Regions from separate parts of the Homo sapiens genome. Here region 2 is linked to region 1. Evidence: chromatin loops called from intact Hi-C (ENCODE). Cell type or tissue: endothelial cell of umbilical vein. All regions are shown on one strand.

What was found. A loop is a pair of places that touch in the nucleus more often than their neighbours do. Peaks named below come from ENCODE experiments on the same cell type or tissue, not always from the same donor. Only the 100,000 strongest peaks of a DNase experiment are listed, where the experiment ranks them.
Region 2: it touches region 1 in a loop (6-fold over the local background); 1 of 110 quality-filtered maps calls a loop at or near these places.

Annotation. Positions count from the first base shown.
Region 1 is chr5:136,618,812-136,621,311 of GRCh38, reverse strand. No RefSeq gene overlaps it. Among named protein-coding and RNA genes, the nearest start is that of CTB-1I21.1, 110 kb to the left of the region's middle. In endothelial cell of umbilical vein, no CTCF peak of the experiment used is centred here; DNase peaks (open chromatin) are centred at 1,031 and 1,541; H3K27ac peaks cover 2,500 bases.
Region 2 is chr5:136,728,708-136,731,207 of GRCh38, reverse strand. No RefSeq gene overlaps it. Among named protein-coding and RNA genes, the nearest start is that of CTB-1I21.1, 5.0 kb to the left of the region's middle. In endothelial cell of umbilical vein, no CTCF peak of the experiment used is centred here; a DNase peak (open chromatin) is centred at 1,027; H3K27ac peaks cover 851 bases.

The DNA.
Region 1 (2,500 bases):
CTTGTTGATAGATTGAATATGCAGATGTAAAGGAGAAGAAGGTCATTTGGTTCATAGGTTTTGGGCTTATGAAACTGGATGGATGGGGATCCTAATCCCTGAGACAGAGGACATTGGAAAGGGACTAAATCCATATTTTGGAGAGGATGAGATCAAGGTACCTAGAAGCATCTATGTAGAGATGTCATATAAGTAGTCAGATCTAGAAGCTAGGCTAATGATTTATATTAATGAGTTATCATGTATAGATAACAATTGAACCCATGAGTATCAATAAGAAAACCTAGGCAGAAAACATAGAGTTAAAAGAGTACATAATGAAAAGTAGAAGTGACTGTGATTAAATTTTGATAAATACTAATATTTAATGACCTAAAGAGGCAGTGGATGGAGATACTGGAGGAACATAAGGGAGATGTCATGTCACATAAGCCAAAATAGAGTGTGATTCAAGAGGGGAGTGAACAGTCAACATGAAGATATGTGACCAAGAGGTCAAATAATAGGGAGCTGAAAGGTGGATTTAGAAAAGTGGTCATCTTAGCGGGCATTATATTGCTAGCTTGATATGATTGTAATCCACTTCAGAGTGGGTTGAGGAGTAAGTAAGAAGTAAGTAAATGGAGACAGGAAGTAAAGGCAGCTCTTATAAAAGAAATAGGTTGTAAAGAGAAGATAAGTGTCTCAGGGGGTAGATGTAGTGTCAGAAGAGAGATTTTTGGGAGACTTGATTTTGCTCTTTTGTTTGTTTTTAATATAGAGGAACTTGAGCATGTTTAGATGCTTATGGGAAGGACCTGGTTCCAAAGAAAGATTGATGGGAGAAAGACAAGGACAATCTATAGTCCATGTGAAGTCCCTGAGAAAAACTAAGTGGGCATGAGAAAAGGAGAAAAGGAGAAAAAATGAGGACAGGTGTAAATAGGTCTGTAGATTTAGCATTTGGAAATGGAGGGCATTTCCCACATGATGACTTCACTTTTCTCTGAGTCACAAGTTGGGTCAATTACTGAGAGATAGTAGAAAAGAAGATAAAGTGGCCAAGATCAGTTAGAGGAGAGGAAGTCTGAAATAATAGTTGTTATTAGTCAGCAACTCTAGTCAACAGTTTTAGATGATGATAAGAAACAGACAGGAAGTGTGGGGTAGAATAACTTAGACACTGAAGATGAAGAGGTCAAGGAGCTGAGCGGCCAGATTACAGGATGAAATGTCCATGTGACTGTTGAAGTCAATGGGTGATGGCAGAGGAAAAGCATTTGAGGAGCAAAAAGTGGAGAGTCTGAATGTCATAGGGCTCAAAGAAGATTTTTGCTTGTTTGGTGTTTTTTTGCCAAGAGGCTGAGAGTGGTTTGGAAATGACAATAGAAAACCAGAAGGGGGTATACTCCAGTAGCTGACCCTGAAGTATCCGCTTGGAGAGAGAATTACCTACCTCTTAAAAGGGCTGCGGGAGAAGTAGGCTGTGAAGAAGGAGCCCAGGTTTGAGTCAAAGAAGGCCAAAAAGCTTTTGTTTATCCAGTTGTCATATTTTCTCTACTTAGCTTACTGTTACATATGAGGAAACTAAAGCTCTGGAAACAGGAGTTAAATCTCACTGTTCTGGTATTTCCTTTGAAATATTACTAATCTACCACTTCCATGTAGCATTAAAAGGCAAATCAATCTGCCCCGTGTTCATACAAAATATTTTTTCCATGCATGTTTTATGCCTCCTAATTGAAAGAATCAAACCAGCATTGGCACATCTAGCACCAAATGTAATGAATAATCTCATATGAAATTTAGAAATGTTTGCATATATTTGACATTCTTGAATCTCTGTGACAGGTATAATTTCTTTTTCAAAAAAATAATTTTTGGTACTATGCTTGAGGTGAAGAAGTAATCTGTGTACCAAACCCCGGCAACACACATTTTCCTATGTAACAAACTTGCATATGTACCCCTGAAACGAAAATAAAAGTTAAAAAATACTTTGGGGAAATAGTGAAGTGTAAAACTTTATGAATAAAAAGTATGATTTCTTAACAACATGAAAAAATAGACCCCAATCAGGTCTTTCTCTCAAATGGAGATATATGTAAGATGAAGCAGACCTCTTCTTTATCAAGCAAATTTGATGACATAAGTAGAAAGTTCCAAAGGACTTATGGCATTGAGATTTGACTTGTAAGCTCTATTTCTCCAAGAGTAGGGAAACTCACAAATACCTGTAATTTCAATATCACAACAACTTTGATTCTAACTGAAGAATTTCTTACTAAATATAGGTCCTCCTTTCTTGTCATTTCCATATTTTATCTTCTTTAAGGAGACAAAGAATTCTGAAGTCTATATTTAGTATTAATTTTTTGGAAACTTAGCAGCACTGGGGAGAGGAGCTTTTATAAATGGGATATGAACTTTGAACACAAAATAAAATTTCCTTTGGTGTCATTATGCAGCACCGATCTAAGCAGACTTAAATTCATATAGAGTTATTGAGTATTTTGTACCT
Region 2 (2,500 bases), 110 kb before region 1:
AACTCTTACTGGGAACATTGTATTAATGGCAGAGAAAAGAAAAACCGTTCTTGCTCTCTCCTTAGCTGTAGGACACCAAGCCAGGGTTAGAGAAGTGTAGCAAAAACATAATATGTTTTCCGGATGTAGAATAATTCAGTGAACAATAACCACCTGTGTCTGAGGGCCTACCATGTGCCAGGGCAGAATAATTTTTGAGATGCTTGTCTCCCAATATGTGCTCTTTGGGATAAAAGACCAGTTGTTCTTGTTGATTGCTCTATCCTTAGCAGTGAATGCAGCTTCTGGCACATTGCAGTCCTCAGTAAGTCACAGGACAGGAGGAAGTTCAGAGGTTGCACCTGACACTGGCCCTACCTATTTTATCCTTGAAGCTATCCTTAAGCACATTTACGATTTTCAAATTAATTTTTACAATTGGGACATTCTTTCTGTTAGTCATTTTATCTTTCTAACAGATCAACAGATTCAGTGACACGGATGTTGTACCTAAAGTCACACATCTTTCACCTGTGAGGGGTGGATTTGATTCTGAGTCATTCTGTTACCAAAGACTGCTCACCACGGTGTAGCTGTTACCTCCCAGCAATGAATGAGTGGTATGGGGTTGCAGGTGGCCACTCAGAGGAGGTTAGTGCTGCCCTGAAGAGAGGTTACACTCAACAAGCATTTGAGGGCCCTTGCAGAGAACTAGAAGCAAAGCAAGGCTGGGTGGCACCTGGGCCTCTCTTCATGGTGTCCCTTGCAGGTGATAATTATCACATGGCTAAGAAAGGATATTTCAGAGAGGAAAAATGTTTGTATGAAACGAAGAAAGGGTATTTGTGTATGAATACCCTCACCAGACTCACATCAGAGACTGGGAGATTTCTGATATGATCCTCTGATGGTTCCGAGAATAGGCTGCAAACACAGTGATAAGAGAATCCCTTCCACAGATATTCAAGTTCAGTCACAGGGCATTACACATTAAGGCCATTAAAGTTATGAGGGTGAGTCACATCTCTCAGTGGGAAGCCAGACTGCCTACCTCTTTTTCCTATTAATCACATAACATTTTAAAGCTGGAGAATTGTATGAAAGGAACGCTAGGCAAAGCAGCATCATGGAGCAGAATAATCATAAAGTAAACAATTGGCTTAACTATCTGGCATCCTTGAGTCATGCAAATGATGAGTATCTTGTTTTTTTGAAGACTGTTTTGACCCTAAACAAGCCCATTTTGTGGCTTTTATTTATTTTGAGACAGAGTCTCGCTCTGTCACCCAGGCTGGGGTGCAGTGGCGTAATCTTGGCTCACTGCTACCTCTGCCTCCCAGGTTCAAGTGATTCTCCTGCCTCAGCCTCCTGAGTAGGTGGGATTACAAACGCCCAGCCTCACACTTGGCTAATTTTTTGTATTTTTAGTAGAGATGGGGTTTCACCATGTTGGCCAGGCTGGTCTCGAACTCCTGGCCTCGAGCAATCCTCCTGCCTCAGCCTCCCAAAGGGCTGGGATTGCAGGTGTGAGCCACCGCACCTGGCTAACTTTGTGGCTTTTGGTTTTAACCTACAAAATGAGTATAAAATGTTGGTCAGCCCTACAGATCTTTTGGAGAGCCGGGAGACTGGAAAGAAAATGCTGGAGAGTTTTGAGAAGCTCATCTCCAAGTGTATGATCTATTGGGGAAGGCCATCCTGGTCCAGAAAAGGAGCTCATAAGTCCTTGCAGAGGACAGAAGGAAGGACAGAGGCTGTACAGGAACCACTCCTGCTCTTTTTATCCTCAAAGCTACCTGGATACTGGTCATGCTGGTGGTTTTCAAATTTGGTTTTATGATGCCTCAGGATGAACACTTATTTCAAAATTCATCACAGAAAATATAGAATGTTCTTGAAATGAAGGATACTTGTTAATGCATATGCCTTACACCCAAAGAAGGGTTGAAGCAGCCCGCTTATGCCGCTCAGCGCTGCACCAGAAGGTAATGAATGCAGGGGGCTCCTCAGCTGAGATGTTGTCCCCTCCTGGGCTTCCCACACATTGCTGATGTCTTTTGATTATTTAATGCTAAACAGCACCTCCCTCTACAACAGATACTAGTTTTGGACGACTGCACTTTTAAGACCAGAGGAGGTAAAAATTTTTAGAAGAAAGGGGAGAACCAAGATAAGCTTGGCCTCTCTGGTGATGCTCTGGCCTTCTATCCCCTAGAAGTGATTTTTTTCTCCCAACCAAGGCTCTGTCCTGAAACCTGGCCCCATCTTCCAAACAAGCTCTGCTTGCCCTTGGTTCTGACCCCAAACTCCAATTTTCACACACTGCTCAGATTAGATGTTTCCTGCAGAGCTGACCTAGCCTCAGACTCCAGGCCCCTCCATCCTCCCGGCCCCTGCTTGGCCTCATTTCACACTCCTGCATCTGACCTTCGGTCCCACTCCCACCACACCTGCCCTGGCCTCCAACTGCTTTTGGCTTTTCCTGCCTCAGTGCTGACAGCTGGCCGTGGCTGCTTCCAAT